2 separate regions of the Mus musculus genome follow, and region 1 is linked to region 2. The links are chromatin loops, found by intact Hi-C in ENCODE. Cell type or tissue: gastrocnemius. All regions are shown on one strand. Links, peaks and the distances in the headings refer to the core of each region. The heading gives the core; the rest is flanking DNA. Region 1 holds the start of Lhfpl4 (lipoma HMGIC fusion partner-like protein 4). Region 2 holds the start of Cpne9 (copine family member IX).

Region 1 (11,909 bases), core at 1-5,000, 86 kb before region 2:
AAGTTCTTAACTCTGCCAACTGCCTCCTCAGTCCTTAGGAAAAGGAAAAGGTATTGGACCAGGAGGCCAAAACCAACCAACAACCAACCAACCAAACAACAAAACCTGCCCATAGACTGGATTTACTCCCACACTAGTGGTGTGACTTTGAGTAAGTCTTTCACAGGTCTGTGGCAGTTGCCGCTCTGAAACAGGAGAAGTGAAGATGAAGTTTGAAGGTGCTGATCGCTAAGATTGTTAAATTTCAGTGATCACACAGTTGGACTGTCCATCAAATCCCAGGATGGAATCTCACACGGATTACAGAGGAACAGCGGGCCAAGAGGTCAGCATCCTAGTCACACAGTCCAAATTAGAGTTGATGAGTTGGTTTTCTAGATGAGCATATATCTTTCCAGCTTGCCTTCAGGGGAGAACACAACGGAAACCCATGCTGTCACCTCTGCACACCACTGGAAAACATGGAACAATATCCACACTCCCTTCATTTCTCTTTCTCTGTTCTTTTCAATGGTTCTTAAAGAGTCCCATTAAGACAGGTCCATATCTGAGGGCTGGAGAGACCGCTCTATGTTTAAGAATGCTATCTGCTCTTACAGAGGACCAGAACACAGTTCTCAGTACTCATATCAGAGAGCTAACAACTACCTGTATCCTCAGCTCCATGGGATCCAATGCCCTCTTCTGGCCTCCACACTCAACTGCTTTTGAATGTACCTTATCACCACCACCACCCCACACACATACACATAACTAAAAATAAAAAAGAAACCTTTAAAAATAAAAGAACGTCCATATCTGAATATATACTACCTTCTTCCAATCAGCCATCTTCAGACCTTCAATACCCCCCAGTAGGACAGACATTCCTCCCTACATTTGTAAGAGTCCACTTGGGGAAGCAAACTAGCTTCATGGCCTTGACATCACATCTGGCCTTCAGCCCAAGTGACAAGTCTTAATTTGATCACTACTGCATTCTTAGCACTTGACCTTGAGTGACTTCCAGCCCTTTTGAAAAACTCACACTCTTCCTTGAAAAGATGGAGATTTCTTTCCAATGGAAAGGTTCAAGTGAACACATACCACACTGCAGAGACAAGTCCGTGCAGTATATCCTGCGGTGGGATTGCTTACAAGCTGTCATCTATCACCTTTCCTTTGGGCACCCCTTTTGAAAGGCTGACCACTTGTTGAACGATCTGAAGTGCTTACTGCAAAGAAGCATCTCTAATGCACCATTATCAAGCCTTCTCTTTTCCTTCCCATCCCTGGAAGGCTTCAAACTTCCCCCTAGCCTCTACCCATCTTCTTCCCCACCCTTCAGTCCCTAGGCTCCGCTTTGCCCGGTCCAACTCTCTTTTCCTTTCCTGCAATTAGGCAAATATCCAGGCTGCTGAGTTTTCAAAATGTGACTGCGATCGAAGAGTGGGTGGGGACACAGGACTCTAATGGATCAGGGGAAACTGTCTCAGCATTTCTCATTCCCAAAAGGTCTTTCCCTGAGCCTTAGGGGAAGATGACTATCCCAGCCAAACAGTTCAGAGATTTCAAAGGACTCATCACCATTGACTGTGGCACAGAACCCTTCCTGAATGTGGGTCAGGGGTACGTTTAAAAGGATGGAAACCTTCTCTTCAGAGGCTTGTGTTGCAAGCTTTCCACACGCATCTTCTCAGTACCAACACCACAGATAGCCTCCCAACTCTCAGGACAGGATTTCTCCTCTGCATCATTTTACAGATGAGAAACCAAACCTCAAAAAAGCCAACAATGTCAGTGAGTTCAAGGTCCAAGACAAGTCTCTCGAGTCACCAATTTCTGCATCAACGCCCCCAGCATAACAGAAATTGATCATACTTATAGTAAGCCCTCACTCAGGAAAAAAAATTGTCCTCCTCAAACGCCGCCAATAAAGACCCCCAAAACACGAACATAGTGCTAATCCATCAGTAGACCCGAGCTTTCAACATGAGGGATCCAAATACCAATTCTAAAGATTGTCCCCTGCCCTAAGGTGGCTCTCTGTTGTTGAATGTTCTCCCCAGTAGCTGCTGAGAGCTGGCCTGAAGTGTCTCAATACAGAGAAGAGGAATTTAGCCCTGACTCTTCCAAGAAAGAGCTCCCATCTTTAGCATCTTTGCTAAGGGTCCTGCGCCCACTCCTCCCCTACCTGCCAGGAGCTGCATCCAGGCGCAGATCTTGTAGACAGTAGCAGTGTTGCAGAAGAAGAAAAGAGCGAAGCAGGTGATGCAGCCGAGAATCAGCACCATGGAAAGCAACACGAAGAAGGCGGCCGCCTTGAAGGCGCTGGACGGGATGGTGCTGAAGTCGGTGAAAGAGCCCCGGCAGGTGAGCTCGCGGCCCGCTAGCCCGCTGCCCACGCAGTAGTGGAAGAGGCCGAAGTAGCCAGGCTTGGGAGTGCTCACGCTGTCGCCTACCCAGTAGGGCTGGATGAAGACCACCACGTTGATGATGGCGAAGCAGATGGTGAAGATGGCCCATAGCACGCCGATGGCCCGCGAGTTCCGCATGTAGTGCTCATGGTAGAGCTTGGAGGCTTCCTGCGAGGGCAGCATGGTGCCCGGGGGCGGGGCCGGCGGCAGCGGCTGACAGGGGGCCGCCGGCCCAGGACTGACCACCGGCCGCGGGGCGGGAGCTGGGGACGCACGCGAGAAGCAGCCCTGAGTCTAGGAACTCGCAAGGGCGGGGCCTGAGGCGGAGCTGGGAACCTGGGGGCTGACTGGGGAGCTAGGAGGGGGTCATGACAGTGTTGGGGCGGCGACTTGAAGGCCTCCTATTGGGGGGCCTGAGAAGGAGTCATGGGAAAGTTGGGGGGGGGATGGGATGAGGACATGGGATCTGGAAGTAGGGGGGTGCCAGAAAGTGCTCGTGGGGGAGTTCAAGAGGGGGCTTGGGAACTGGTGCTGGATTAAGAAGGGGACGTGGGGAGATGTAATGAAAGATGGAGATCAATATTGGAGCATTAACAAGCACCGAATAGAGAGAGCTGGGAAGGGCATATTGGAGCTGTTATTAGGGGTAGTGGGTCTGGGACTGGGTGTCTAAAGGGGATCTGAAAGAGGATAGACGCTTCTCTATAAGGAAGAGAAGAGGTTGTCAGGGGCTGGTACTGAGGGCACGAGGAAGGTTACAGTAGGGCCAGGCAGAAGACTGGAGCTGGTACCCAGGGCTAAGTGTTGGAATCAGGATGAGGCTAGCGTGGAATCAGGGGCTGACACTGCAGGGTCTGCACTTGTGGCGGGGATTGGGGGGCGGGGATAGGGGGGGCTCCTTAGAAGCCGGGGCTGAATGTCGGCTGCGGGGGGGTAGTGTAGGATTGGCGGGCCAGGGCCGAGGAGAGTGGCTTTCCAGGCCAAGGGAACAGGCGATCGAGGCCAGCGGGCAGTCTGGGCCTGGAGGGGCGGGCGGTGGGCAGGGGCCGTGCCTGGCGCGGGGGAGCCGCTGGGCCCGGGTAGGGCCAGAGCTGGGGGGGGGGGGGCTGCCCCGCGCCCAGGCCGGACACGCGCGGAGGCTGCGGCCGCGGAGAAGGGATGTGGGAAGACCAACCTGGGCCGAGTCGGGACGGCTGATCCGGGACCGGCAGGGCTCAAGCTCCGGTGCTCGATGCTCCTAACAGCGGTTGCCTTGGCCCAGGCGGCGTCCTCTGCGCGGCCTCCATCTTGCTCCGGCTCTCCCCGGGGCGCGCTCCCGCGCCGAGGCGCGCGCTCCCGGGCACTGGCGCGGCGCGGCCGGGGCGCGTTCCCGCGCGGGCGTAAAGAACTGAGAGGAATGGAAGGGGGGCGGGGGAGGAGGAGGGAAAGGGGCCCTCCAGGTTCTGACAGTCAGAGGTACGGTCAGGCACGGTGACCCTGAGGTCCCTCAGCCAGAAACATAGCCTCTACCCCAGCCCCGGCTTCAGGCCTCCTGACTACTGGGACTCCCTTCGGTCAACCTGAGTTGTGGGGTTCCAGCTCCCCACAAAGCCCGTGGAAATGGGGGAAGGAACGAAATGAGGATTATTGATAGACGTTGAACTCAATCTCTTGATTCCTGATTACCCCCTACCATCTATGACAATGCCTCCAGTCTCTCCATTCTGCTTCCACGCCTTTGCGTCTTAGAGGCGTTGAAGGTTTTCAGAGTCTCCTAGGAAACTGTCAACACCCCCCTGGGAGAGGGAAACTCCTAAACTGTTAACACCCCACGCCAGCCTTGGGGATTCCTTGGCCCACAGAACAAGGAGATGGAGCCAGGGAACAAGACCCAGGCTGAGTACCAAAACCAGGAGGGAAAGGGGCTGGCAAGCTGGTTTTTCCTTTACATCCTCCCCCGTGCCCAAGTCGATGCAAGCCATGAAGTCTGAACATCATGAAGATCTAAACAACAACGCCTCAAAGTCAAGGGTGGTGATTAGGCCAAAGAACACCCTCAGGGGCACTCCTGGGAGGCAGCTTGACTCAGTCATTGCTTAGCCTTTGAAACCCAGACAAACTAACACTAACCTTGAACTTGAGCTATCGGGACCTGTTTCCTTATCTGTAAAGTGGACAAATTATGCCCCATTTTATAGAGGTGTGTGTGTGTGTGTGTGTGTGTGTGTGTGTGTGTGTGTGTGTGTGTGTGCTCGAGCACGCACATGTTAGTGGATCCCAAACACTGGACCACACAGAGAAGTATGTTTGTTGAAACTCATATCTATATGCAAAAACTCATGTCATATTTTTAAATGTCTTTTTCCAGTGAAATAAGAAACTGTTCTTTTGGTCTTTGGGTTTTTTTTTTTTTTTTGGTTCTCCTTTTTGTTTTTTGTTTTTGTTTTCTGATTATGTATTTTGTAAAAGTCTGCTTTATTTGGGGAGAGTATGCTAAGTAGTTCTAGCTGGCCTAGAACTCACTGTGTTAAGACCAGGGTAGCCTTGAACATGCAGGAATCCTCCTGCTTCTATCCGAGTGCTGAAATCGCAGGCATGCACCAACAAGCTTGTTTTGTGTCTGTTTTGTACGTTTCTGGAGATCAAACCAGGAGAGCATTCTACTAACAGAGCGACATCCTAGATCAACATTTTCAACTTTTAAGAAATGGTGGTAACAGGGTGGGGTTGTGGGTGGGTTTGTTGTTGTTTGATGTCTTTATAAGAAACAGGCGTTTGAATCCCAGATTATAAAGGGAGAATGGACCTAGCAAATTCCACAACTTGAGACCTCAGGTCCATGTGAATTCACCATCCCCAGGAACGGAGTACTGGCATGAACTTGGCTTCTCTTTCCACTCTCTTTGAAGGAGCCTTCCTTTCCACCTGCCAAGGATCCTGTGGTCCTGGAAGCATGAGCAGAAGGGATGGGGCAAGCAATCTCCTCCAATACCTCTTCCCATTTTGCAGATGGGGATAGAAGCCAAGGAAGACATGCCATGGAAGAAGACAACTGCCCTGTCAACCTGTCACAAACCATCTCGCCCATCTAATAAGCAGGGATGAGCCCCCTGAAGGGTGGCACTCCAATGCGGGGTACTGGAGTCAAGAGGACTCGGGAGACGGAAGATGTAAGAAGACAGAGGGGTCCTGCTGCAGATGCTTCCAGTTTGGGTGATTTCCAAGCAATCTCCTGCCCTGTTCCCTGCTTTGTCTTAAATTATTCTTTTCCTAGCCTGCTGAGCCACGCTGAGCCATCCAGAAGAAAAGGACATCAAAGATTCACTGCGAGTTCCTGCAAGGCTGGGTCTTGGTTTCCCTCTCTAGAGCAGAGGCTCTCAGTGAAGTTCTGTCCACACCGCTTTGACAATAGTGCATTGGCCCCATTGATCCCTTCTCACCCAGTTCCCGGATTGATCCTGGGGTAGGCCAGTAAATTTTGTTTCTGCTTAAGCCAGTTTCCCTTATGTTTTGTTGTTGTTTCCAATCTAAATAGTCTTAAATAATTCATCTGCACTTCTCTAAAAGAGATAGTAGGAGCTTATATATTGATTTAGTTATTTGCTGAGACAGGGTTTCCTGTAACCCAGGCTGGCATCGAACTCAAAACATAACTGAAGATGACTTCAGACTTCTGGTCCTCCTGCTTCCACATTCCAAGTGCTGGGATTGTAGGCATGCATTAACCAGCTTCAGTGGGCTTTTGCTTGATTTTTTTTTAATAGAAGACTATCTAATACATGAGCTATTCAAAACCAAAAGACCAGAATGTGAGACCAAACTCTGCCACATATGATCTGTGTGGCTCACAAGTCAAAGACTACATTTTTTAGGGAGGGAAGATGTGAGAGGAGGTTTGAGACACATACTCCAGGTTGGTCTTGAACTCACTGGGATCCTCCTGCCTCAGCCTCACAAATGCTAAGATTACAGGTGTGCACCCCTCCCAGGCTTCTTGTTGCTACTGCTGCTACTGCTACTGTTATTGCTGCTGCTGCTGCTGCTGCCACTACTGCTGCTGTTATTGTTTTTAGTCTGTGTTTTACTATGCAGCCCTAGCTGGCCTCCAACTGTAGCAATCCTTCTGCCTCAGCCTCCCAAGTTCTGATGTTACTCTTGAGAGTCTTATTTTCTTCATTTGTAAAGTAGAGAAAAGCACACTTCCTCCTCCTCACAGATGCTGAGAGGATTAAAAGAGATAATGGATAGAAAAGAGCTTTGTAAATGGAAAAAGGGCTATAAATATAAGTGATTATCATTAAAGTTTAATAATAAGTGACGTCTCCAAAAAAGAGATACAGCAGGAGCCTTAGAGATGCACTTGCTGAGCTGTAAGGGCCTGGGACGGGATGTGTCCCATTTCAAAGGGCAAACTTACAGCAGTTGAAGAGAGGAAACATGAGGTCTGTTCACAGGAAGAACATCTCATGGGAACCAAGAAGGAACAAGGATGGAAAGATTATAATGGAACCAAAAAATGGAATATGGTGGTGTGCACCTGCAATGCCAATGCTTCAGAGGCCGGGGTGGGAGGAAGACAACTTCGCCAGTAATATAGCAGGAAGGAGCCCCACTATTTATAAGGCTGGGGATGTATAGTCCAGTGGAGTGCTTTCCTGGCATTCATGAGACCCCAGGTTCCATCTGTAAGGGAGGAACACATCCAGCCACCAAATTCTCAACACGAAGGAGATTTATTACCGAAAGGGGCAAGCAGGAGGTTGGGGAGGTTGGAAAGGCAGACAGCAAGCAGCAGTAACAGCAGCAGCAGCAGTAGGCAGAGAAACCAGGAGAATGCATACTAAGTGTCAGGGTACATGTGTTTAATCTTAGCACTTGGGAGGTGAAGGCAGAAGGATCAGGAGGGCAAGTTTATCTTGAACTACATCCTAAGCCAATCCTGACTATATGAGACACTTTCAGAAAATAAAAAATAAAGCTGAGCATGGTGGTGCACGCCTTTAATCCCAGCACTCAGGAGGCAGGGGCTGGAAGATCCCTGTGAGTTCAAGACAGTCAGGGCTATTGTACAGAGAAACTTTGTCTCAAAAAACCTGCCACCACCACCACCACCACCACCAGCAGCAGCAGCAGCAGCAGTAGTAGTAATTTTAAAAAGAAGGGGACTGGAGAGATGGCTCAGTTGGTAAAGTGCTTGCCATGTAGGTAAGAGGACCTGGGTTCAATATCCATGTTTAAAAAAAAACAAACACAGGTAAACAACAACAACAACAAAGGCCCCACCAGTCTCAGCAGTATACAGGCAGCATGGTAGAGACAGGAGGATTTCTATGGTTCCCTGGCCAGCCAGGCAAGTGCAATCAGTGAGCTCGACAAAAAATAATGAACAGTTTTCTGAGGAACCGCCAGACTGATTTCCAGAGTGGTTGTACAAGCTTGCAATCCCACCAACAATGGAGGAGTGTTCCCCTTTCTCCACATCCTCGCCAACATCTGCTGTCACCTGAGTTTTTGATCTTAGCCATTCTGACTGGAGTGAAGTGGAATCTCAGTGTTGTTTTGATTTGCATTTCCATGATGATTAAGGATGTTGAACATTTTTTCAGGTGTTTCTCTGCCATTCGGTATTCCTCAGGTGAGAATTCTTTGTTCAGCTCTGAGCCCCATTTTTTAATGGGGTTATTTGATTTTCTGGAGTCCACCTTCTTGAGTTCTTTATATATATTGGATATTAGTCCCCTATCCAATTTGGGATAGGTAAAGATCCTTTCCCAATCTGTTGGTGGCCTTTTTGTCTTATTGACGGTGTCTTTTGCTTTGCAGAAGCTTTGCAATTTTATGAGGTCCCATTTATCGATTCTTGATCTTACAGCACAAGCCATTGCTGTTCTATTCAGGAATTTTTCCCCTGTACCCATATCTTTGAGGCTTTTCCCTACTTTCTCCTCTATAAGTTTCAGTGTCTCTGGTTTTATGTGGAGTTCCTTAATCCACTTAGATTTGACCTTAGTACAAGGAGATAGAAATGGATCAATTCTCATTCTTCTACATGATAACCTCCAGTTGTGACAGCACCATTTGTTGAAAATGCTGTCTTTTTTCCACTGGATGGTTTTAGCTCCCTTGTCAAAGATCAAGTGACCATAGGTGTGTGGGTTCATCTCTGGGTCTTCAATTCTGTTCCATTGGTCTACTTGTCTGTCACTATACCAGTACCATGCAGTTTTGATCACAATTGGACATAGTACTACCGGAGGATCCCGCAATACCTCTCCTGGGCATATATCCAGAAGATGTCCCAACCGATAAGAAGAACACATGCTCCACTATGTTCATAGCAGCCTTGTTTATAATAGCCAGAAGCTGGAAAGAACCCAGATGCCCCTCAACAGAGGAATGGATACAGAAAATGTGGTACATTTACACAATGGAATACTACTCAGCTATTAAAAAAATGAATTTATGAAATTCCTAGGCAAATGGATGGACCTGGAGGGTATCATCCTGAATGAAGTAACCCAATCACAAAGGAACTCGCACAATATGTACTCACTGATAAGTGGATAATAGCCCAGAAACTTAGGATACCCAAGATATAAGATACAACTTGCCAAACGCATGAAATTCAAGAAGAACGAAGACCAAAGTGTGGACACTTTACCCTTTCTTAGAAATGGGAACAAAACACCCATAGAAGGAGTTACAGAGACAAAATTTGGAGCTGTGACGAAAGGATGGACCATCTAGTGACTGCCATATGCAGGGATCCATCCCATAATCAGCTTCCAAATGCTGACACCATTGCATACACTAGCAAGATTTCGCTGAAAGGACCCAGTTATAGCTCTCTCTTGTGAGACTATGTCGGGGCCTAGCAAACACAGAAGTGGATGATCACAGTCGGTTATTGGATGGGTCACATGGCCCCTAATGGAGGAGCTAGAGAAATTACCCAAGGAGCTATAGGGAACTGCAACCCTATAGGTGGAACAACAATATGAACTAACCAGTACCCGGGAGCTCTTGTCTTTAGCTGCATATGTATCAAAAGATGGCCTAGTCGGCCATCACTGCAAGGAGAGGCCCATTGGACTTGCAAACTTTATATGCCCCAGTACAGGGGAACGCCAGGGCCAAAAAGGGGGAGTGGGTGGGTAGGGGATTGGGGGGTGGGTATGGGGGACCTTTGGGATAGCATTGAAAATGTAAATGAGGAAAATACCTAATAATAAATAAATAAATTAATAAATAAATAAATAAATAAATAAAATAATAATGAACAGCGAAATAAGGAGACAGTCTACATAGACTCCTGACCATCAAATGCTTTTGCATGCTCTCTTGAACACACACACCACACACAAACACATACACCACACATACCACACAACACATCAGATTCACACCACACATAAACACACACACACCACATACACACATACCACACACACCACACATACACCACATACACCACACATACACACATACCACACACACACACCAGGTACACACCACACACAAACACATACACCACACATACACACATACCACACACACACACACCAGATACACACCACACACTCACACACACACAAATACACCACATATGCACACTAAACACACACAAACCATATACCCCACAACACACACTCACCACACATATACACATACCACACACACACCAGATACACACCACACACTCACACACACATACATACATACACCACATATACACACTAAACACACACTCACCATATACCCCACAACACACACACACCACACATACCACATACACACACACCACATACACACATACATACAGCATACTCCACACACACACACACACACACACCACACATATCACATACACACCACACACACACCACACCACACACATCATACACACACACACACAAGAAAAAAAAAGAATGAAGAAAGAGAAAGATCAAGTCATGAGACCATAAGGCAAGGACCATGCTGGAGGAGCACCTAGAACAGAAGGTCCCCAGAAAAGCTCTGTATCCAGCCTAAGTGCACAGTTCGACTTGTGTTACATCTAGGTCCCCCATCCTGTACTTGGACTATTCCATTTAATGCCTATAGTAAGCCCTTTCATAGTATAAGGAGCTGAATCGTGTGTCACACTGTTCCTATGTTAAAGTCCTAACTCTCAGCAATGTAACTGGAGTTGGAGATAGGGCTTGAAGAGACATAGTAAAATGAGGTGCCGTGCATGGACATCTGATGACTGGCATCCTTACAAAAGAAGTTAGGACACAGACAGAACTTAGGCCAGTGGTTCTCAAACTTCTAATGCTTCGACCCTTTAATACAGTTCCTCATGTCGTGGTGACACTCAACTATAACATTTTTTTGTTTGTTTGTTTTTTGAGACAGGGTTTCTCTTTATAGCCCTGGCTGTCCTGGAACTTTGTAGACCAGGCTGGCCTCGAACTCAGAAATCCACCTGCCTCTGCCTCCCGAGTGCTGGGATTAAAGGCGTGCGCCACCACGCCCAGCTTATAACATTATTTTTATTGCTGCTTCATAACTGTAATTTTGCTAATGTTATGAATTATACTGTAAATATTTGATATGCAGATGGTCTTAGGTGACCCCATGTGACAGAGTCATTTGGCAAACAGGTCATTATACGCAGGCTGAGAACCACTGACTTAGGCCAAGACGCCAGCATGTGAAGACACAGCAAGTAGGCTAAGCAGAGAGACCTCAGGAAGCTTTAAAAAAAAAGTTGATTTCTGGTTAAGACACACAATCTAGGTGAACATGGGGGCACACCCAGCACTTGGGAGGCAGAGGCAGGTAAATGTTCTGTGAGTTTAAGTTCAGCGTGGCCTACAGAGTAAGTTCTAGGCCATGGCTCGGGAACTGCATGTTGAGACTATATATATATATATATATATATATATATATATATATATATATACATATTTAGTGACTGGCAAAGACTATAATATAAATTAGTTTTTAAAAATTTCTGGTGCACACCTATTGTCCCAGCACTTGGGAGATTAAGACAGGAGGATAGCTATGTCTGAAGTCAGCCGGAGCCACAGAGTGAGAATTTATTTTAAAGCAAAAAAAAAAAAAAAAAAAAAGAAGAAAGGAAGAAAAACAGGAGGTAGGGGGATCCTTTGATTGTCCACTATGATTGTCAGTCTTGGTGATTCGCTTGACTGCATCTGGAATTGACTAAGAGACAAGTCTCTGGAACCTGTAAGGACTTTGCTTGACCAGGTCACTTGAAGTGGGATGACCTATCTTAATGTGGACAGCACCTTCTGGTGCCAACCTTAGATATGAGGTCAGAGGAAGAAAGGCATTTGCTTTTTGCCTATTTGCTTTTTCCATTGCTATAGAGTTCATCTACCCCGCTGTTGCCACTGCTGCCGCCACTGCCATTCTTCACTGACATCAGAGCCCAGCTTCTTCAATCTTTCTATGTGAACTGAAGACCAATGACTCCCCGGTAATCCTCCATTGTCAATACCAAATTGGGAATGCGAAGGCATC
Region 2 (12,342 bases), core at 2,936-7,935:
GGGAACCTAGATACTGAGCTTACTACAGTACAGGTCTTCCTCCATTCTTGTACACAGGCACAGGCCCCTCCAGAAAGACACGTACCTTTGCCTCTAGCTGTCCATTTAGTCTGCTGTAATCCAAGTATTAAGTGTCTGTCAAATGCAAGAGCTGAATGGCTATTTTATATAACCTATTCTTTGACTTTACCTCGGGTAAGAATTTCACATGTGTTCATTCTTGAAAATTCTCAGTGTCTCTCCAGTGGCTGCTCACTAAAAGCTGTTCTCTGTCCTGTAAGAGGGATGCCCTCTTGCTGTGCTCTTACCTGGTATTGCCTGGAAGGCAAAAGGAATTGATTACCCCAGGGGACCAGAGTGCTTAAGGGTAACTAGACAGTGACACACTCCCTGGCTGTGATTCCCTAGGCAAGCTTCCAGGTTTGGGGTTTGAGAACCTTCATTGCATTCCTTGTCCAGGAATGTCTCATCTTTCCAGTGCCCTCTGCTCAGGTGCTCCATTCTCTAATCTTTGAGTCTTAGAAGCTGTTTCCCCATAAGCTGCTAAAAATGGGAAAAGAGTCTACCCATCAGATAGGCTGTGGAAACTGAGGAGCCAGGCTGTGCCCCTGAAGGTTTGTACTGGCTAAAGGCCCAACATAGCTAGAACACCCAGGGCAGGCTTCTCTTAGGAGGCTGGCTCTGAGTAACAGCTCTGAGGTATATAGTTATCTAGAAACTCAAACCTGGCTTCATGCACCCTCGTGGCATCTATCAGGTAGACCATGTCCTGTTTCTCATCTCTAAAGACATCACATTTGGCTGAGGGTCACCACAGTGATAAATGTGGCAAGGCCCAGTGTAGCAGGCATTCCAGTTCACAGCAGCTTTTAGTGTGGAAAACCATTCGTTTTCCCTTCTCTCAAGGTGCTTCTAGTTCAGGACAAACCTGTATGTAGTCAAACCTGAGTTCAGAAAACCTCATAAGGCCTATGAGATGACGCACCCAGCCTAATGATTTAAGTTTAGTCCCAAGGATGCATATGTAGAGGGAGAGAAGCAACTCCTACAAGTTGTCTTCTGACATCCACTATGGTATGCATGGATTACATAAACATACATACATGTGACATGAAAATGAAACTCTCTGTATCTTGGTATGGTGGGAAGCTGCAGCCAGGAGGATTGCTACAAATTCCAAGTGAACTTGGACTACATAGTTTGTTGCAGGCCTCTTTCAAACAGATCAGCAGAGCTGTACGTAGGTCACGGGTATTTGACACTAAGATTGGCCAGTCGGGGACTGGAGAGATGGCTCAGTGGTTAAGAGCACTGTCTGATCTTCCAGAGGATCTGGGTTCAGTTCCCAGCACCTACGTGACAGCTCACAGCTGTCTGTAACACTAGTTTCAGGGGATCTGATACCCTTACACAGACATACATACAGTCAAAACACCAATGTGTGTAAAATTTTTAAAAAAAAAATTTTTTTTTGACTAATGTGAGGGAGGGTGGAAGTGTTATCATCTCAGGATCCACTGATGCCAGCAGATAAATAAGGTAAAGTATTTTGCCCCTGCTTCCTGACCTGCCATTGTTTATACTCTAGCCCTATTTCTAGATCCTTGTGGGAGCCGTTTTGCTTTTCTTTTTTGTTTTTTTAAAGATTTATTTTATTATATGTAAGTACCGTAGCTGTCTTCAGGCACTCCAGAACAAGGTGTCAGATCTCATAGAGATGGTTGTGAGCCACCATGTGTTGGGATTTGAACTAAGGACCTTCAGAAGAGCAGTCAGTGCTCTTAACTGCTGAGCCATCTCACCAGTCCCGTTTTGCTATTCTTGAGTTAAACAGTTAAAAGGTCAGTCCTAGCACTTGAGAGGCTAAGACAGGAGGACTGTTCAAATGGGAGGCCAGCCTGGGCTATGTAGTGAGTTCTGGGCTTGATGCCAGAGACTGACTTGCAGCCTCCCAGACGCCCACAGGTCAGCTGCTGTCCAGAACAGAGGAGAAAGCTTAGCCTGAGTTGGGAGGAGGTAGCAGCACAGCTCCCTCCCCAACTCCAAACCTCCCTCTTGTCAGAAAAGGCCTGATGAAGCTGTCAATCTGTAGCCTGGTTTGATTCATCCTCCCCTCCGGGCACAGCCATGAATTTTCTCCGTGGCACTCTTGAATACAAACGCTGGCTCCTGGAAGGAGCTGCAGAAGAAGGGGACCTCGGGCTCTGTCTGCTCACTCTTCCATCTAGGTCACCACCCTCCCCAGTCTCCAAAAGGCTTGTCCTCCCCTCTGATAAGATCTCAGTGGCCCTGGGTTCCACAGCACAGATGCATGTCACAGAGTGGATGGCTGCCCTTGGGCCCAGCTCCAGCCTGATCTTCCTGACCGCTGCTGCTGAGGGGCTGCTTTCCTGCAGCAGCCTCCAGGAAAGGCTCGGCTGCCACAGGCTTTGAGTCTGGGGACCTCTTGTTGCCCTGCTTTGCTCTTGGTCTTTGGCTTCTGTATCTGCACAAAGCACTCCTCACAGCCCAGCACGCCTCATAGTCTCCTTTCTCAGTCACTCCTTACCAGTTTTGTCGGCTCTTTTGGAGAAAGTTGGCTTTCAGCTGCCCTATCGGAACAGTCGTAGCATAGGCCATTGTGTTGCCCGCCCTTCCTCAGGTACTCCTGTCAGGCATATGACTGACTACATCATCTCCCCTCTCTTCTCTCTGCCCCAGATCAGTGGACCATCCCCTGCCCGGATCCTCTCTCTCCACAGACTTTGGCAGCTGGCAGCTGGTATCGGGCTGTGGCAGTATTCAGGACCGGCCTGTCCTGCACACAGACTCCTCTCTCCCTTTCAGCTTCCAGGATGAGCTCCCTAACAGTTGTCTGTAAGTGTCTTGCTGGAGAAGGCAGGATACTCCCCTGCCCATGGCAAAAGCTGGAGAGCAATGAGGAATGCTGGTCAGCAGTGAGGGTGAGGCTGACCTGAGGGAAGAGCTTGGGGTCTCTGCCCCTCCCCCATTTGTCTGCAGCCTATGGATCCCCAGGGAGCGAAGGACTCCTGTGGCTGCTCAGGAAGTGCATCAGGCTTCATGTTCACTCTTCTCAGCATCCAAAAGCCCAGCCACAGATGTGTCAGGTGTACCCGGAGGGAGAGCTAGCTGGACTGTTAACTATAGAGGATTCTATTTATGTGCAAGGCTTTGCCTGACAGAAGAATCCTTTGAAACCAGAACAGTGGGGTAGGAAAATAGGTGTATGTTAGAGGCCAGGGCAGAGTGGCACTGGGTTAGCCTGCATCTGCCATCCAAGCAGAACTAAGAGTTCCTTCTGCCCTGACTCTTCCACTTCGGATTGGAGGCAAGTTACTTTGGAAATCGGGGAAGATGAGGGCCTTCCTGAAGTCATGCAGGGGCTGACAGACACTGGGATACTTGAATACTCCCAGGTCCTAGCCCTACAACCGGGAGGTCACTATATATAGGGCTTCCATATTCATTGCTTAGCCCAGCCTCCCTGGCAGCCAGGCCCCAAGACACAAAGCTAGATCTTAGGTTTTTGGTTTTGGAGTTTGTTTTTGAGACAGAATCTCTAGCCTGGCTGGATTGGTATAGTAGTAGCCAGAGGTCACCTTGAACTTCTGATCAGCTTACCTTTACCTTCTATATGCGGAGATTATGTGCAGGGCCCCCAAGCCTGACTTATATGGTCCTGAGGATGGAACTCCATCCATGCTGAGTGAGCACTCAACCAAGTAAGCCACATCTCCATCCCATTTTTGGAGGCTAGAAAGTCCTTAGATCTTTTTAAGAAGTGTTCTGCCAGAGTGGTGAAAGACTCCTCTCTGGAGACAGCATGGGCCACTCCTGCCCTGCTTGTCAGCATCCCTCACCTCAGAAGCAGGCAGCAGCCCCAGATCATCCAACAAATCGTCATGCAAATGAAGTCTGAGGTGGTCTCTGAGTTCCCAGCCAGCTCCCCAGATCTGGGAGCTTCTCAAAAGGACAGAGGATTATGTGATCTCTCTGTGCCTTGTGAAGACCCCCTTGGACTTAGGAGGAAGCAATATAAATCCTAGCTTCTTTGTTCCCAGGCTAGGTCTTGAACTCTTAGCCTTGACTTTCCCAAGCCTGTTAGCTCTTGAGAGAGAATTGCTATCCCAGCTCCACTGCCTACTTTTTGTACTGTGGACATCAGTACCCTGTCTTGGTTCCATTTCTTGTCACTAAGCAGATTGGTCTTTGTCCTGTCTGCTTCCTGAAGGTGGAAGGCCATGTGAATACACAGCTAGACCCTTGGCTATCCCTTGTGCTGTATGGATACAGAGACATTGCACATGTCTCCCACAGTGCCAGCAGAGAGCTCAGGGTTGCAGGGATAGTCATTGCCTCATTTTCCTTGTGCTGCTATAGGATCAGTCTGACTTTGCTTTGCCCAGAGCATGCTGCTTCCTCTGCCTCTCAAACAACACTCACCAGCCTATTTCCCTCGGAACTTTTCTCTCTTCCTCTTGGCCTCAAGACTGTCCCCTATTCCCAGACTTCAATCTGTTTCCCCAGGACCTGGGCTTATTAGGAAGGGGGCACATTGCAGTTGCTTCTACAGAATCTGGAGACAAGGTTGTATTCTCCAAGGTTGGCTTTTGGGGACGAAATTGGGATGAGTTAGCATCCTCGTTAGTCTTTGTGGATGGCTGTGGAGACTCTTCTGGGTCTGTGGCCCTTGAAAAGTGTTCTCCAGCCAACCATCTAGCAGAATGTCTGCATACCTGACCTTGAGTCCAGAGGATGGGTGCCAGATGATAACCTCAAGCCTCTTCTGTTACAGACCCTCTAGGGCATCAGACAACCCTGTGTGGAATTCACACATGGATAAGCCTGAGCCGTGTGTGCTTATTTCCCTATTTGACCTGTAACTCCAGATGTAATTGAGGCTTTCTTAATGCCATGACCAGTGCTCTAATAGGGAAGGGAGAAGAATTGGAGCAGTACCTTTCCAGCTGTTTACCTGGGAGGAGGCAGGACTGGCTGAAGGTTCAGCTAGAGCCCAGGGCTTTCCACTGGGACATCTTGGCCTCTTCAGGGCAGCCAGGTTTTGACTGGCCTATTCCCCTCCTAGAGGGTAGGGTGTTCAGTCCTAGTCACTGCCTGTTAGCAGCTGAGACCTGTTGCCATATCTTGAGGGTCAGGGTGGGAGAGTGCCTCCTTACTAGCAGACCACAGGCTTGTGCCTCAGCTTGTTCTTAGAGGGTATGGGAACCAACAGGTGTTGGAGCAAATACCACCCTTCCCATCATCCCCAGAATGGCTGGTCATCCAGCAGGAAGCAGGAAGAGTCGGTGCCTCCAATAAAAGTTCTGTGTGGAAGAGTAGACTGAGAGCTGAAAGTTCATGTGGAAGGGGAGAGGGAGGCCATCCATATATTTGGAGTCTGGACCACATGCTAGATGCTGACTTCAAGCAGTTGAAAATTCAAGGATAGGCCACTTGGGATGATGCTGGATCTTGTCCTATGGTAATACATCATCTCTCGTCCTTCCCTACAGACTTACAGCTCTGAGTGACCGGGAGACAAGGCTGCAGGAGGTGCGGTCTGCCTTCTTGGCTGCATACAGCAGCACAGTGGGACTTCGAGCAGCAACCCCCAGTCCCTCTGGTGCCATCGGGGGCCTGCTAGAACAGTTTGCCCGTGGTGTTGGGCTCCGGGGCACAAGCACCAGCACCTTGTGAAGCTGACAGCCCACAGCCATTTCCCGCCCCTGTCTCAGCTGAGCCCTGTGGAATCAGGCCAGGCCTGGCAAAAGGGGCCCTGGAGAGCAGGGGAAATTTCCCATCCCCCTTCTCTGTTGCACACATGGCAGCCCCAAACCTGAGCAGGCCTGAGGATGGGACTTTCTACCTCCCAACCTCCTGACTGGTGACCACTCTCGCCACTCACTGCCTTCCACTGACCCTGGTGTTCAGATTACTGTCAACTCTCAGAATTGTGTTGGAGGGTACAGGGGCGTTCCCAGGGCCTCATGGAGATTATAATGTCAGCAAAACCCCATTCTGCAATTTTTGTTTCCTGGGAAGGAGAATCACCTGCACTGAAAATGAGGCAATTTCACACTAATCACAAAATAAAAGCAAGTTTTTTGAATGGCTTTTCATTAGCATTTCATCCGGTTGTGACCGTCGTTGAGCTGCTCGGAATCTTCACTGCCTGGCCTCGTGCTGAATGAAGGGTTGGAGTTTGGGGGAGTTACGAAGTAGGATTTATCTCTGTTCCTTCTTTGCTGGGGAAAGAAACCCGGGCTTGTGTTTATAAGCAAATAAATGCTCTACCACCAAGTCAAATTCTCAGTCCCCATCAGTCAGCGTAAGCCACGAGGAGTGGCATATAAACCCGTGAGACTGGGTTGGAAGGAGAGGTCAGCAGCTGAGTGGGTTCGACCACAACTACCTGTTCTGTGCAAGTTCTGCATATCCTCACTGGCTTGCTTTTTTTTTCTTCGAGAAGGGTTTCTCTGTGTAGCCCTGGCTGTCCTGGAACTCACTCTGTAGATCAGGCTGGCCTCAATCTCAGAAATCCGCCTGCCTCTGCCTCCCAAGTGCTGGGATTAAAGGCGTGCAACACCACGCCCGGCGGCTTTCATCTTTAGTTAAACCCTGAAGCGACAGTGCTCTGGGATAGGAGACCTGAGCCAATAGAGGGGCAGGCTTCTGGGCTGTGGAGGCAGCAGTGGACACGGCACAGGGAGGGGGCTGCTTGATTCAGAGCTCTTCACCATTCATTGATCCTCCTCTCGCACCCTGTACTGAGGATGGGCCCTAGGCCTTTGCATATAGTAGACCAGGTGCTGTGCCAATGAACTGTTCCCCAGAGCCCTGACCTAATAGGCCATCAATGTGAATACCCAGAGGTCACTAAGCCTATCTTAAAGTATGCCAGTAGCTGCCACTAGGGCCATAACCACTAATATTGAGTAACTTGCTCAAGGCCACACAAATATTAAGGGGGAAATGTAACTTCATATCCAGAGATCAAGATGGGTCGGGAAAGATGAGCGCTGCTCAGAATTGGCTACCAACTCCCACCTGCCAGCCCAATATTTCAGGACCATGGATAGTTCTAAGGTTTTCATTGCTCTGGTGTTTCCAGAGGATGTGTGGGCCAGAGTTGGGGTTTGAGTGAGTTTCCCCGACTAGCTCCAGGCTGCTCCAATGGGGCGGGGGCCGCCTGCAGGGCCGGGCGGGGCTGTGCTGCCATCTGGAGCCGCTGCTGCTGGTGGCCACTGTCAGGGCGCGAGCAGCGGAGCGCACACAAGGCTGGAGAGAGCCGCTGCCTCCGCACATGGGCCGGCCTCGCCACCGCCCCTAGCTTCGGCACCCGGGGTCTCGCAGCCCCTACGCGGCTTTGGCCATTGGACCAGTCATGTCTCTCAGCGGAGCCTCGGAGCGTAGCGTCCCGGCCACCAAGATTGAAATTACTGTGTCGTGCCGGTGAGCGGGCCGCGCTGGGGAGGGTTTAAGTACTGGCAATTCCCCAGCCTACCGCAGCTGCGGGTTCAGTGTGGGCAGGGGGCTAGACCACAGAGGGGACGACCAGGAGCGAGCAACAGAGAACTGAGGCTGAAGGCTGGAGTCACTGGCAGGATGAAAAAGGGGGTCTCCCTGGGCAGCCCCACCCAAGCCTACCGGCTCAAAAGGTGGGCTATGGGAATCGCTGAAGAGCTGGGCCACAAGGGACCAAAGTTCTGGGGCGAGCCGTAGTCCTGGACCCTTGGAGACAGTGCGGGCACATATAGAGCCATTTGTCAGAGATGTCTGATGTTGTCCTGAATGTTGGCAGTGTGGACCCCAACAGTCACTGGGAATAGTAATAAGGAGGGAATACAATTTGCACCCCACGTCTCCTCCAGGTGCCCAGTCAGTTCAGGACTGTGTCAAGGTGGTGAGCGCCAGAATGAGCTAGCCCTCTGTCCATCTGTTTGATGCTTTTCTCTAGGAATCTGCTAGACCTGGATACATTCTCCAAGTCGGACCCCAGTAAGCAGCTCCAGGGCCTGGAGGAGGAACCCGGGGTGTAGGAGCGGGTGGGGCGGTGAGGGGTGCGGGCCGACCTGACGAGCTCCCCTCCCCTGCCCTCACCCGCAGTGGTGGTGCTTCACACGCAGAGCCGGGCCAGCCAGGAGTGGCGGGAGGTGAGTCCCCGAGCCCCAGCCCAGCTCAGGGCCGCTCCCGGGAACCTCTAGCCCGACTGCACGCCTTGCGTTCATGCTCCGTCCTCCCACCCCTCCCTGCTGCCCAGTTCGGACGAACCGAGGTGATTGACAACACACTGAATCCAGACTTCGTGCGCAAATTCGTTCTCGACTATTTCTTTGAGGAAAAGCAAAATCTCCGCTTCGATGTGTGAGGCTCCTCCTAGAATCCTGTCTTACCCTCCACCCCCCTCCACCACCACCCCCCAACCTGGATCAGCCAGAATTCTGCCTGGTCTCGCCCCCACTTCACCTTGCTACCTGGCTCCTCCCCCTAGCCCAGGTCCTTCTAAGGCTTCACTGTTCTTAACCCCGCCCCCCACACCCAAGTTGGCGCCTCCTTATGCAGAATCCATCCAGTTCCCTCCCCAAACCAGGCCCTGCCCACAACCCTGCCTTCTAATTTAGCTCCACCTTGGCCTCAGGCGCCCTCCCATGCTACTCCATTCCCATCAAGCCTCCTCCTGGGCTTCACCTTACGCATGACCCTCTCCCCTGGCACACACGTCCCAAACCACACCCAAGTTGAGTTGGTGTCCACTACCCCTCTCTCTACCTACAATCTTAACCAAGACTAAACCTAACCTCTTCCAGACTTTCTCCCACCCAGTCCCACCCCACACTGGTTCCACTCTCTTCCCAGGTACAACGTCGACTCTAAAGCCAATATCTCCAAACCGGTAAGCCAGCCGTCGCTGGCAGGTTGCTTGGGCACATAGAGGCTAACCTGTCAAAGGACTTCCCTAAACACCTCCTCCCTCCCCACCCCTCACGCACCCACCAGCCCTTCTTAGATCCTGGCCCCTCTGGCCTACCAGCCCCCACCCCAATTCCTTCCCCTGCCTGCTCTGGCCTTATTCGCTTCCTTTCTTCCTTCCCTGCCTGCCTCCCGGGACCTGCAGAAGGTGAGGCTGCAGTAGACTGCACCGGAAAGAGTTTGGTTGGGAGATGCTCAAGAAACAAAACACGTGGGGCTGTCATTTACACTTCGGAGTTAACTTGGTCAAAAGCAGCAGCTTCACCAGGGTAGGCTTGGGACTCCTTGCCCCTCCTGGACTCGCTGACTCCCTGTCTTGGCACAGGATTTCCTGGGACAAGCATTCCTGGCCCTGGGAGAGGTGATTGGAGGCCAGGGCAGCCGTGTGGAGCGACCTCTTACGTGAGCTGAATGGGAAAGGGTCCAGGGGAGGGAGGGGTCTCTCTGAGTTCCCCCTCCTAGCCAGGATGTCTGTAGGAGCTCCGAGATTGCTTTAGCTGGAGCTTTCTTCCCTACCTCACTTTTCTCCTCTAGAAAGTCCTATCTCTGCTCAAATCAATCTCAGGCTAGACATGTTTCCTCTTCATCTTTTCCCAAGTCTGGTCCCATCTTTAAAGCCTTCTCCCAAGCCCCACTCTACTGGGAAGCTTCTTGAAATCAGATCAGATCCTCAGGTCTCGCCACTATGCCCACTCACTAGACGGTGCCTTAGCCGTGCATTAGCCACACTCCGTCGCCTGGTCCTGGTTGAGGACTCTCCCCCCAGTTCTACCTCTGTCACCCACTGTTTAATGAGCTAGAATTATAAACCTGAGCCAAGCTAGCTGGAGAAAGGAGGTGGAAATCAGTGCAAAACAGGAGCAGTAAATGACATATGGAGAGAGGAATCAAAGTAAAAAAAGCAGGTGGGAGAGAGGTACCATACTCAATCCAGTGGTCAACCGGAAGATGAGTAACTCTGGAGCAGTGCCTGAAGGTGAAGAGTAACTCTTGCGGACATAGAGGAAACTGCCTTAATGAACCTACACCTTAATAAACCAGCCAGGGGGTGGAGCCTAGAGAGGGAAGGACAGGAGGCAGGAGATGAGGAAGTTCCCAGACAGGGCCTTGTAGCTTTCACTCTGAGATGGAGTCTATGTAAGGTTCTGAGTTCTATAGTCTGACTGTGCTGGCCACGGAGTCAAGAATAAACTCTGGCTCAAATAAACTACAAAAAGAATAAATCCTGGGTTGACAAAGACAGAAGCACATAGCCTATCAAAAAGCTGGCCAATCAGAAAACTGGCCAATAAGAAAGCTGGCCAATAAGAAAGCTGGCATTATAATCCAGGGAGGAAGCATCGAGGGATGGGGAACTGGTCAGACTCTGGCTGTATTCTAAAGGGGAAGCCAAGAGATCCCAAAACCATTAAATACAGATGGGAAAGAAAGGGGACAACTGGAAAGGAGGCCAGGGCCTTTGTCCTAAGCAGCAGGAAAGATGAAATTGTGCCACCAACTGAAGTCATTTGGGTGGTAGTGGTAGTGGTGGTGGTGGTAGTGGTGGTGGTGGTGGTGGTGGTGGTGGTGGTGGTGGTGGTGGTGGTGGTGGTTAAAATGAGTATACTGCAATCCATGCATGGTGGCCCACTCCTGTAATCCCAGCACTCAGGAGGCTAAGGCAGGCAGATTGCCTTAAGTTGGAGACCAACCAAGGAAATATAGCTGCAGGTCAACCAGGGGGTGAGGAGGGTGGGGAGCGACAAACAGACAGACAGACTTCCAATTTGAAGGGCAGATTCAGCATGAATGCATGCTGAATTTAGATACCAAATATATACAAGAGCTAGCAGACACACACACAGGCCATGAGACTTTGCCTCTGTGCAGTCTCTGTTCTGTGACAGGGCACCCACGTCACTTTGATCAGGCTCAGGTTAAACATGCATAGGAGTTTCTAGCTGTTACTACCTTTTAGTTTTCAACTGAGGATAGCCTGCTGCATAGGTGAAGGGGTGTCACAGGTACCACGTGAATCTTGCAACACTAAAGACACTCTGTATCAGTCATAGCAGCCATGCTTTACTTGTTTGGTGGCTTTTTTGTTTTGGAGACATGGTCTCAAGCTATCCTTGAGTTCCATATGCAGCCAGGACTGGCCTTGAACTCCCAAACCTCCCTCCTCCACCTGCCAAGTGCTGCGATTACAAGCATGTACCATGATGCCTAGCTTCATAATAGCAGTTTCTGGATAAAACATGGAATGTGGATTTAATATCCCCACCCTCACAATGAAAGGCAAGCAAATGTCTTCCTTTTTCTTTCTTTCTTTTCTTTTCTTTCTTTTTAAAGAAAGGCCCTGCAGTATAGTTCAGTGGTAGACTGTATCCACAGTATCCACGTGGCCCTGGGTTTGATCCCAACACCATAAAAAGAAGGAAGAGGAGGAAGCAGAGGATTGGGAACCAAACATATCTAATGCTGCTACAGGTCAGATAAAATGAGAAATTAGAAATTATCTCTACTGACAAGAGGAAGTGAAGGCTGGAGAAGTTTAAGAGTGGGTAGAAAAGGGACATAAGAAGGGGCCAGAGAAATTTCAAAGTTTTTGCTGCAAAGGGGAAAAGAGAGACATGCATGTCACAGACCTGGGGTCAGGAATTGGTTTACAGGGCTGGTGATGTAGTTCAATGGATAAAAGCACCTTCCACCATGCTGACCTGATGACCTACATGATAAACAGAGAGAAACAAACTCTACAAGTTATCCACATATACACAGAAACAAATAAGTGGAAAATTATGCTGGACCTGTAAGTCCAGTGCTAGGAAGGATGGGGCAGGTTTTGGAGTTCAAGGTCTGCCAAGGCTACATCATAAGAACCTTTCAAGAGAAAAGAAGAATAGATTTATAGTTATTAAAATATGTTTTTAAATGAGCATACAGAATAATGGGTTTCATTGTGGCATCTTTGTAGCCATATGTCAGTTTGTAGTTTTCTTACAGGAGAAAAAGTATAACTCATTTGTAACTTGGTGTGACTAGGCCCTTAGAGACTGGGGGATAACTGGCAGGGGAAGCCATGCAGGTGTGGTAGCCTTGCCTATAATTCTAGCTCTTAAGAACAGGAGCATTGCTGTGAGTTTGAAGCCATCCCTGGCTACATAGTGAGTTCTAGGCAACCGTTAGCTACAAAGAATCTCAAAGTAAAAGAAGGGGTGAACATAGCTGGTGTGCTGTCCCTGTGCAGACAAGACAGAGCGGGTAGTAGCTGGCAGAGGGGTAAAGAGGCATGTGATAGTTCATTTATAGTAGCTGTAGGAAGACTCAGCCATGTGGGTGAAGATGCTGGTGGCAGGCAGGGTGGCATGGCAGTGGGTGGACTCTCTCTTC

The links. Peaks named below come from ENCODE experiments on the same cell type or tissue, not always from the same donor. Only the 100,000 strongest peaks of a DNase experiment are listed, where the experiment ranks them.
Region 1: a loop joins it to region 2, with 1.9 times the contacts of the local background. A loop is called at or near these places in 2 of 42 quality-filtered maps.

Annotation. Positions count from the first base shown.
Region 1 is chr6:113,191,645-113,203,553 of GRCm38, forward strand. It overlaps Lhfpl4 (lipoma HMGIC fusion partner-like protein 4), which reads right to left and starts at 3,740. Exons shown (of 4, transcript NM_177763.3): 1 at 3,571-3,740; 2 at 2,174-2,659. The coding sequence starts at 2,579. In gastrocnemius, for the core only: no CTCF peak of the experiment used is centred there; DNase peaks (open chromatin) are centred at 2,616, 3,439, 3,698 and 4,150; H3K4me3 peaks cover 1,728 bases.
Region 2 is chr6:113,275,090-113,287,431 of GRCm38, forward strand. Mtmr14 (myotubularin related protein 14) reads left to right here. Exons shown (of 19, transcript NM_026849.2): 18 at 2,701-2,856; 19 at 5,514-6,303. The coding sequence ends at 5,697. It overlaps Cpne9 (copine family member IX), which reads left to right and starts at 7,218. Exons shown (of 21, transcript NM_170673.3): 1 at 7,218-7,452; 2 at 7,958-7,998; 3 at 8,107-8,153; 4 at 8,261-8,364; 5 at 8,857-8,893; 6 at 9,116-9,118; 7 at 9,296-9,372. The coding sequence starts at 7,385. In gastrocnemius, for the core only: no CTCF peak of the experiment used is centred there; DNase peaks (open chromatin) are centred at 5,733, 6,803 and 7,237.